Linked DNA regions of Mus musculus: region 2 is linked to region 1. The links are chromatin loops, found by intact Hi-C in ENCODE. Cell type or tissue: gastrocnemius. All regions are shown on one strand. Links, peaks and the distances in the headings refer to the core of each region. The heading gives the core; the rest is flanking DNA.

Region 1 (5,371 bases), core at 212-5,211:
CAACTGGGGTTCTAGCCATGTTCATGCCTATGTATGCCTTCACTACACCTTCCTTACCCAGTCTACTACTGAGGGTTGTGAGGGTTGTGTTCAGCTCAGATTGTTGTGAGATCAGACCCTCTGAAAATGCTGTGCCCGTGTGCTAAGAAACCCCATGCTGGCTTCTACAATATCCCAAGCCATTGGCCACAGGCATTAGCCCGCATTGCTTATATTTGCCATGTGTGTGCTATATTTTTTTTTTTACATTTGACAATGGCCAAAAGCTGGGTGTCATGTAGTCTGTAGGCTCTCAGGCCCCTCTCTGGTGGGAAGGGGCACCTGCATGTGATCCCAGTGATGCCAGCACAGCCTGATGCCATATCCCTGTGCCCGCCCGGCCCTGCTGGCAGGCACTCACAGCGTGGTCAGCTGGCTCATGTTGGTGAAGGAAGAATTGCTCAAGGAACTGATCTTGTTGTTGCTCAAGTCCCTGGAAAGAAGCAAGAACATCTTTGTTTGTAAAGAAAGAAGGCTTTGCCCCTGGGTGCCGTCTGGAGCCTCTCCTCTTCCTCCCACCCCATCCCCTCTGCTCTTGGCCCTTCCCCAGCAGGGAGGGCAAGGCTCCCTCTCTGGTGAGGATGTGGGAACTGGATTTGCAATTGACAACTAAGCTCCCTCTGTTCCTTCTCTGCCTCCCACCTTCCCTACGTAGATACAGCTGGCTCCTGACCCTTTCTGCAATAGAAGTGCCCTCTGAGGGCACTGACCAACATCTACCAACCAGAATCAGCAGCCCTTTTTCTGGTAAGCACCGTCCCCTGTGCCTCCAACACTAGCCACCAAACCTATGAGACAGCGTGAAATCCCATTTTACATAGAAAGATCTGGAGTCTTCAGAGTGATTAACTCACAAAGGGCCACCCAGCTGGCCAGAGGAGGGCCAGGCCCCACCCATCACTGAATCTCTCCTACAGCGAATGGCCATGCTAGGTACAGAGGCCATTCTTATACACCCTTCCACCTCCCCTGACTGTGTCTGTGTCCTCCTCCCCTGGGACCCATCTTCTAATCCCTGGTGGGCACAAGCCTCAGGACCACATAAAAGCTCCCAGCTTTGCACTCCTCCAGTGCACTCTGGGTATCCCCAGTGATGCCTCTGGCTGCCCTCACTGTCCTGAGCTGCTGGTGCCATCCCTAGGGCCCCAGCCTGTACCTTCCCAGGGCACTATTCTACCTGGTACCCTACCTCAGTGGAGCTGGGCCTGGTGCTTCCTCAGCCCAGCAGCCTGAGGCTGAGACCGTTGCTGCCTTCTACCCCTGGTGTTGTGGCCTGGTCCTGGATCACTTTCCCCATCTGCACCATCCCTCTAAGTTCCTGACTGTATCAAGTCAGCATCCACATGTGGTCTCTCCTCTCTTCAGCTTGCAGCCTCTGCTCACCGCACTCTCCTTCCATCTCAGGCCTCATCTTCAGCTGCCTGTGTTAGACCCTACTGCACCCTGCAATTTAGGGAACCCCTGACCTCTTTCTACACCCTCCTTAGACCATCTAAGGGAGATCCATGACCTTGGGGGGGGGGGTGGCCCTGATCTGCCCGCTACACCTCCTGCATGCAGCTCTTGGCTATGAAAAGATATTAACAGTGTGCCTGCTGGGTGTGGTGGCGCACGCCTTTAATCCCAGCACTTGGGAGGCAGAGGTAGGCGGATTTCTGAGTTCAAGGCCAACCTGGTCTACAAAGTGAGTCCCAGGACAGCCAGGGCTATACAGAGAAACCCTGTCTCAAAAAACCAAAAAAATAAAATAAATAAAATAAAATAAATAAAACCAGGGTGCTTGTCTTCAGCACCCAGGAAACCTCCTTATTACAGAATCCCAACTCTGCATCCCATTTCTAGAGGCCCCTTCCTTTCTAGTGTTGGGGAGGTGGAGTCTTTCATGCTGGTGGGGCAGCCTAACAGAAGCAGCTAGTTTGACATTCCTGCTCTGTCCCTCCGTCCTTACTTCTTCATGTAGATCTGGGCTACTGGCAAAGGCCTTAGACCACAAGAAAGGCTGGCGAGCTTGGAGAGTAAAGACTCTCTCTTGACACTAGCCACTATTTCATCCCCGCTCCACTGAAGTGATCAGAGCACACTGGTCATCGAGCAAAGACAGCCGAATTGGAGGATCACAGCGCCGTAAGCCAGTGCTGTGCAAAGTGGCCAGGCCTCTCACGGAATGCTGCCAGCCCGTGGCAACACGGCTTTCATAGCTAAGTTTTTTTCAGGGAAAGAAGCTGCGTGCCAACTTCTACCCTTGCTCCTTGTCTAAGAACAAACCCGCCAACAACAGGTTTCAGTTGTCACTGAGAGCAAACTCATTAAAAACAGTTCTTAGGCTAACATTGACCCACCCCGCTGCACTTGGCCAGAGTTCTGAGCCAAGCCACACTATGACGAAAAGTCCTCTGGACTTCTTTGATAGACTCTGGCTAATACGCAGACAAAAAAAAAAAAAAAAGATTGAAGGAGGTCCTAATAACACTGGGAAGCTAAGAGGAGTTGACCTTATTATCCAAGGGTTTTATTTCCAGGACTCCCGCAGGGCAGAAAAGCAGTAATAGCAAAACAGGTTTTTCTCTAAGAAAAAATAGTATGTGGACTGGAAGTTGCTTTGTTTTACATCTGGCCTGGGGACAGGGGCTGAACTGAAAAGCTCCACACCATCCTCTATTCATCCCTGGATGCTTGCAGGGTCCGCTCAGAGCAACAATAATTACCAGTCTACAGGGAGGTTTGGGGAGATGGTGTGGGCAGAGCTGCCCCTGCCCCGCCAACCCATGGGGGTATCAGAAAGGATGCAATTCTGAGATTGACCACCAGATGGCAAAACAGCTCTTGGGTATAGGAGTTTCCTGAAGAGATGGGGAACAGGCAGGATTCCTTAACAGCATCTGCCCACAAATGGGAGACTCCTGGGAAGGTGGAGCTACAGTGGTTAGGTGCCAGTGGTCCTCCTAGCCTCTGAGGCAGGCCTGGGGTCCTCAGGATCCCTGGATACTCACACGAGCTGCAGATACTTGAAGGTAGACAGCTGTCCCGGAACGAGTGTGAACTGGTTCCCATCCAAATAGCTGAGGAGAGAACACATGGAAGAGAGAGTGTCTGTCACACGCATTGACACCCGCGGGCACCCAGGAACTCAGACACCGTGAGCTGTGAACATTGTGCAGCGCAATGCTGAGTATTGGTGCAGGGGAGGTGAGGGGCCAGGCCACCTCACACCCAGCTGGTAAGAGGGTGAAAAGATAAGGCACTGCTTTCCCTGAGAGGCAGGCCACTAGGCAAAGGCGGCAAGAGTTCTATGTGCCCAGTGCTTCTGGAGTAGAAGTCTCACTAGAGGGGTTGTATATGTAGGATTTGTTGTAGAGACCACAGCTGAAGAGGTGTTGGAGGTTATGTCTATAGACATCAACAATGTCTTCCCGACAAACATTGTGAGGTGGGGAAAGCAATGCTACACTTTATTTTAAAAGCAGAGTCTTTACCATGACTTTGTCATAAGGTAACTATAGAGAAGAGGCCAGGGCAGTGGTTCTCAACCTGTGGGTCGTGACCCCATTTTGGGGGTCAAAACAGGGGTTGTGTATCAGACAGATAGCCTGCATATCAGATATTTACATTACGATTCACAACAGTAGCAGAATTACAGTTATGAAGTAGCAACGGAAATAATTTTATGGTTCTGGGGGGGGGTCACCACAATACGGGGAACTGTATTAAAGGGTCACAGTATTAGGAAGGTTGAGAACCACTGGACTAGAGAAAGGTTGTCGCCTTTCCAGAGCTTTCCGGGCTAACTCTCCTTCCGGTCAGTCAACGCCCACTCATCAGTGTCTCCTCCCACTGGCAGGTCCTACTGACTCACGGCCAACAGATCGTAAGCCTGGGCTACTTACAGTTCTGTGACATTCTTGGGGATGCCCTTGGGCAGAGCCTGGAGGTGCTTGTTGCTGCAGCGGACCACTGTGTCCAGGCAGGCACACTCCTGGGGGCACTGTGGGCGGGGCAGGCAGCCCACCTCCTCCTGGCCTAGGGAGGAAGGAATGACGCGCTGGTCAGTCAGGGACATGGTTTCCTTAGGAAAGTTTCTAGGACCCCTCAGGGCAGCATCTCTTCCCTGACACAGCCTTGGCCACCAGCACAGCCTCTTTTTACTGCACGCCGCTGGCTAGCACCAACAGGAACAAAGACTTCTGGAGCAGTTTCCAGATTAAAACAGATCTGAGGAAACCTCTTTCCTGCGTCAGACCCAAGGTGGCCCCGGGCAGGGGAGGACACAGCTACCACTTCTTGAGCACCCAATACTGCCTGGTACTGTGTCAAGCTTCTCCCCTTGCAACACTGTTACCCCTTGGGGATACACTGGCAACGACCACTCAGTGGAGCACTCAGTGGAGCACCTGGCCCAGCTCAGGAGTCTGATGGACGATGAGGGCAAATGATTTTCTATTTCACTGAGATCTCGACAGGGTGAGTGACTTGTCCTCGTGCTGATGAAGTGTCTTAGGGCTGAGACCCAGGCCAATGCAGTGCAGACCAATGACCCCTTCATTCATCATTGGCTTCTTCAGTAAGGAGCCCCCTGTGTTTCTACCTTTCTTATGATGGGGTACAGCAGAGTCAATGGTCAGAGCTGTCGGGAACATGAAGAGACAGCAGGAACCCTCTGTCAACAGTGACTCGGGTATAGGAGCTGACCCTATTTAATCACCGCATCGTAAGTAAAGATGAATTTACAAGTCCTCAAAACACCCCATGCAGATGTGCTACAATGGACCCCTTTTAAAGATGGTGGAACTAAATCCAGGGTGGTTTACTATGCAACTCTGCAAAGCTCCCTGCCCTTGAAGGCAGCATAGGGACAGGGCTGCAGGCCGACAGCCTCTGGAAGCTCTTCTCCTGGCCATTGGTCGCACTGTCTCAGCAGCAAAAGCTCAAAGAAACACTCACACCTTTTCCTTCCTAGGAAGTTGTTCTAAAGGGAGCATCACACTGGATCAGAAGGAGTTATCGATGTCGGGGTTCCTGGTAGCATGGTGCAAAAATCATCATCGGGGAGGATTGTTAAATACCAAGCTACCGGGACTGGCTCAGTGGTGCCCTCTAGACCAGGAGGGTTTGTGATGAAAGGATTTTTGCTGGGGACCTGGGAAGTCCTGGGTGTGTCCTCACATGCAAACACACAGTAGAGATCAGGGAAACTGTATTGCAGAATCACAGAGGCTGTCCCATGCTGGGAATCTGGGATGCAGAGGTGTGCAGGGGTGGTTTTTCTATCTTCTGGATTGTTCTTTCTTGTTCTTTTTTTTTTTTGTTGTTGTTGTTTAAAGTAATCTCATGTCTT
Region 2 (5,371 bases), core at 147-5,146, 130 kb after region 1:
TAATAACATATGTCCCTCTTGATGAACATCACCACCTCAAGTTGCAAAGCCTCTGGAAATACAGGCAGAGGACACGCCGAGCTCTCTGTTAGTAACATGTACGATCAGGGGACAGCTGCGGGCTGAAAGCCCCTGGCTTCTCCAACCTGCACTGTAGGGAAGCAGATCTTTGCATTAAGAGAGGCTTAAAAGATACAATAAGCTACAAAGTGTATAAATGTACAGCCACGTTCATAGCAGCATCCTTCACAGGAGCCCAGAGAGGAAGTCTAGTAACCAGAACGATGGATGATGCGTGGGATGCACATGCAAGCTAACATCATCCAGCCTCGGAGAAGAGGGGAACTCTGGCACATGGCACAGCATGGGAGGACTCTTAAGGACATTGAGCCAAATGAAATAAGACAGCCACACAAAAGCAAATAGAGTCACACCAGCAACCACAGTGCTCAGGAGGAAGCTCTCTGCGAGTTCAAGGCCAACCTGGTCTGTATAACAAAAGTTTCAATCCAGCCAAGGTTACATAGTCTCAATCCAGCCAAGGTTACATAGTCTCAGTCTAGCCAAGGTTACATAGTCTCTATTAAACGTGGACCAGCACAGCCCACTGTCATTCTCCCTCTCTCCTTGCTAACCAATCAACTTCGTTCAGTCCCCTCCCCGGCATCGCTCTCTTTTTTAATGATGCATCTTACTATTATTTTTAATAATGTGTGTGAGTGTTTTACTCAGTGTCTGCTGGAGTACCATGTATGTGCGTGTCTGGCGCTCTTGGAGGTCAAAAGAGCACACTGGAGTCTGTGGAACTGAGGTTATGAACAGTTACAGGCCGCCACCATGTGGCTGTCAGGAATTGAACAAATGCTCATGGCTGCTGAGCCATCTCTCCAGCCCCTGACATCTTTCTTGATTACTCTAAGCCAACCATGGTACTTCATTCTCCCACAGTGCTCTGTTCAGGAAAGGGAACCCACATAAAGACTGGACAAAGCTGTCCCCTGGCCCCCACATGCTGTGGCTTGGACACATACCAACTCCTGCAAAAACTAATAATCTTAAGAAACAAAACAAAGACAAGCTAAGACCCCGGTGATACTGCTGAGCTGATGAATCCACTACCGTGGACCTGGGCCACCTCTGGCCTTCTGGGAACAGTGAGTAAGGACTTCATTTTTTAAGCTCATCTCTCTGTTCTATTACTGGTGGCCAAAAGCCACCCACAAGACCAGGTGAGGCAGTTCACACTTGCTGAGCATTGTGGGATGCCAGACACCTGTCAATCACAGACCTTAGTGCCTTCCCATTACTCCCCATCCCCGACCTGAGGAGCTGGGAGGAGGTTCTCTGTGGGGTAGGGGTGGAGGTGATGAGACCTGCAGGTGAAAAAGACTTGCCCTCACATACCAGGAGCACAGTGCAACATGAGATAAAACTATGGCTGCTGACCCTCTTTCTCCTTCAACAGCATGGGTGGGTGTGCCCACTGCCCATCACTTCTCAGACACAAGATAAAGGTTCTCTGTGGTTTCAAACCACAGAGCTCAAGGGATGACTGTATCCAGGAACTCAGGCTCAGTCAATCCTCCACTTCCCCATCCAGGAACTCAGGCTCAGTCAATCCTCCACTTCCCCACCCAGGAACTCAGGCTCAGTCAATCCTCCACTTCCCCATCCAGGAACTCAGGCTCAGTCAATCCTCCACTTCCCCATCCAGGAACTCAGGCTCAGTCAATCCTCCACTTCCCCATCCAGGAACTCAGGCTCAGTCAATCCTCCACTTCCCCATCCAGGAACTCAGACTCAGTCAGTCCTTCACTTCCCCATCCAGGAACTCAGGCTCAGTCAATCCCCCACTTCCCCATCCAGGAACTCAGGTCCAGTCAATCCTTCACTTCGCATCTATCTCTGAGTCTTTTCCTCTCTCTATAATATGGCTTTATGTTCTCAGCCAGCTGCCCCAGGAGGAAAGAATAGTAGCCACCAGAGAAGCTCTGGTCTCATAGCCAAGAGCCAAAAAGAGCAGGGATTGCCTCCTTTTTCCCAGCTTGAGGTCCACTGGCTAAGCCTGGATCCTATACTGTCTCCTCCGGCTAGCCATTGAGAGTCAGAACCCAGAGTGTTTACTTCCAGGCTCTGTGGGCTACGCAATGCAGCCTCTCTGTGATCCCTTGTGCCTCTCCCCATGGGCCAGCCATAGGGACCCTAGTTCTACTTCACTGGTTCCTTGAGACCATTCACTTATTCAGGTAGTACCTTAGTGCATACTTACTATAGGATGAGCATCGGAGTTACAGAACGGAGCTAAGAGGCCCAGTTCCTGACCTTGTAGAGTGTTCAGACTGGCTCTAACAAGATAGACAGACATTACACAGACAAATGAGAGAGAGAGACAGACAGAGAGACAGAGACAGAGACAGAGACAGAGAGATGGGAAATATTCAGTACCAAACAACTTCTTGTACTTTCTGTTTGCCTTTGTCAAGCAAGCTCCCTTCTTGGCCGAAGATCCCCAAACATAAAGAGCAGCACCAGCTCGGCCCCTGGTGGCCAGACTGTGACATCACTTCCTGGGGACAACCGCTGGAGGTTGTAAAACTCTCAGCCGCCAGCATGTGGAAGACTCCATCCTTACCTACCAGAGGCCTCTCCGGCTCTCTTACGGTGTACGGTTTCTTCAGGGAGAGGAGGCCCTTCTGCTGCTGAAAGCCCATCCCCAGCTCCGCTGTGGCCAGCTGCCCGTCTTGTTACCTTCTGCACTTCTCTGGAAATGCTAAGCAGAGCCCACCAGCGCTAAGCTCTCTCTCCTAACTGTGCAGGGCAGTCTGTCCTAGCCCAGAGGCAGCACAGGCCTAACAGTGCAGTGTCAACCGTGTGTCCCCATAGACACCTTCCCCATCAGGATGAGACCCACGAGACAGCAGAGCCGCAATCAACCCCAAGAAGGAGATAGTAACTTAACGGTAAGGGGAGCCCCCCTGAATCCAGCCTTCGGTTTCTGTGGTTGGAACAGCGAGGCCTCCAGTCCAGGCTGCATCCTGTAAAACAAAGCTCTGATTTTCCTGGCCAACCAGTACTACTACTTCAGCTCACGGCTCCTTCAAAGCTGCTTCTAGGATAGGGGCAAATGGTCAAACTAGTAAATTTTCACAAGCACCGGATCTACTGCTGACTGTGGGTGACTCTTAAGATGAGATCCCTGGTCAGAAACATGCTGTGTGGAACAGCATGCTGGTGACACACCCTGCGTACCTTGTGCACACAGATGGGCTGGCAGAGGTGTTTCAGAAGGAATGGCCAATAAGCACCTCTCACTAGGACATAACATGCTCCCTCCATGGTGGAAGAGGTCCCGTGTGACCGACTAGCCAGCAGGCGGCGGCTGAGTGGTCACCCTCCCCAGAATATCTGCATTTCCTTCCCTCCCCCACTCACTCAGCGCCAAGGCTGAGCTACTAGCCTCCACCCTTAGGCCGATCACCAGCGCTCCTGTGACAGAAAGAACTCTGCCTCTCGGGGACATCTCCTCATTCTTTTTTTTTTTTTTAAAGATTTATTTATTTATTATATGTAAGTACACTGTAGCTGTCTTCAGACACTCCAGAAGAGGGCATCAGATTTCGTTACAGATGGTTGTGAGCCACCATGTGGTTGCTGGGATTTGAACTCGGGACCTTTGGAAGAGCAGTTGGCGCTCTTAACCACTGCATCTCCTCATTCTTGTTACAGAATGGAGACACGAGGGTGGCAGAGGCCAGCAAGGACTCACAATAGGATGGAAGGACTGGCCTTCAGTGTAGGCTGACAGTGTAACAAGGAAGGCTTTCTTAAGTTTCCAGCTAACAGCTGAGGCTCCTTCATATCACCGCAGGCCTTTATTTCCTTAATTGAAGAAAATGGTCCTCACAAGAAACACTTGTCACTTGCTAAGTCCTAAAAAGTTATTAGTTATGGTCCAGCAAGATGGCTCAGCAGGTCAAGGTGCTTGCTGCCAAGGCTGACGACCTATAGTCACTCCCCATTCACAGGGTAGAAGGAGAGAATTGACTTCACCAGGCTGTCCTCTGGACATCCACATACATGTCAAGGTGTGTGTGCATGCATACGCACGAGCACACACGCATGTGCGTACACACACACACACATAAAGAAATGTAATTTGAAAACTGGTAGTTACTACATACAAGATATCAGGTTTCATTGTGACATTTACACACATACATATCTTTATACTGTTTATGCTCGCCCGCCCTCACCCCCTCCCTCACTCCCCACCCCCCCATCAGTGACCTCAGTTGGTCCCTTTGCTCCTCTAAAACCACTCCCCTTCTGTTCGCTACTATTACATCTTAGTGCCTAAGCTTTAAATGTGCACATTAACTTGTTGTTAAAGATGTATTTATCATACATAAGTACACTGCAGCTGACTTCAGACACATCAGATCCTATCACAGATGGTTGTGAGTCACCATGTGGTTGCTGGGAATTGAACTCAGGACCTTCGTAAGAGCAGTCAGTGCTCTTACTCACTGAGCCATCTCACCAGCCCAACTTGTTGCCTTTTAACAGAGTGTCCTCTACATGGGCATTAGCCTGTAGGACAGGAGGAAACAGGTGTGTTATTCTAGACTAAGGAGTGTTTATCTGTGTGTGTGTGTGTGTGTGTGTGTGTGTGTGTGAGAGAGAGAGAGAGAGAGAGAGAGAGAAAGAGAGAGAGAGAGAGAGAGGACAATTTTTAGGACTGAGTCCCCTCCTTCCACCTGGTATGACAACTCATCTGGTCTAGGCAGAATTTTTAATTGTGTGGGATATATCCAACTCGGTTCACTTCTGTCTAAAATAAGCCAAAGACAGGACGATTTCAGGGCTTCCTCCACCCTTTCTACAGCTTACTGTCTAATGCGTTGAGTGAAAGGTCGCTTCCGCCACCTAGTGGCCAAAATGGTGATTACAGACACACTGGACCACTTTATGCCTGAAGGCTACATGTAGTTAGTCCGTTGAGTAAACACTAGAAATTAAATATGGGCTTTCTGACTTGAGATATAATGTCTGTGAAGATGTATGCTATATCTTGAAGACTCGGTGTGGAAAAAAAGTTAAAATATCCCACACTTTTTTCTGCTGACTTTTGACAATGGGAGGTGGAGGAAGTATGGGGGCCATAAGCGAGGAAGGGAAGGAGGGAAGGAGGAAGGGAGGGAGGGAGGCAGCTGAACGAGACCTCTAACCTCTTCCTTCCATGAGTCAGGTCACATGACACACACAGAGCATCCATAGACTGGAAGCACTCTGAAAGCCCATCAGGATCTCTCTAGCTTACTGTGTACACAGAGGCTGGACACCGGCACCCTGCTCGAACAAGATCCACTCT

Evidence for each region. A loop is a pair of places that touch in the nucleus more often than their neighbours do. Peaks named below come from ENCODE experiments on the same cell type or tissue, not always from the same donor. Only the 100,000 strongest peaks of a DNase experiment are listed, where the experiment ranks them.
Region 2: a loop joins it to region 1, with 5 times the contacts of the local background. A loop is called at or near these places in 22 of 42 quality-filtered maps.

Annotation. Positions count from the first base shown.
Region 1 is chr19:41,626,841-41,632,211 of GRCm38, forward strand. It overlaps Slit1 (slit guidance ligand 1), which reads right to left. Exons shown (of 37, transcript NM_015748.3): 21 at 3,924-4,056; 22 at 3,030-3,098; 23 at 401-472. Among named protein-coding and RNA genes, the nearest start is that of Gm52407, 26 kb to the left of the region's middle. In gastrocnemius, for the core only: a CTCF peak has its summit at 2,836 (motif pointing right); DNase peaks (open chromatin) are centred at 2,258 and 2,847; H3K4me3 peaks cover 444 bases; H3K27ac peaks cover 482 bases.
Region 2 is chr19:41,759,144-41,764,514 of GRCm38, forward strand. No RefSeq gene overlaps it. Among named protein-coding and RNA genes, the nearest start is that of Gm19424, 15 kb to the left of the region's middle. In gastrocnemius, for the core only: a CTCF peak has its summit at 2,544 (motif pointing left); DNase peaks (open chromatin) are centred at 919, 2,560, 3,413 and 4,929.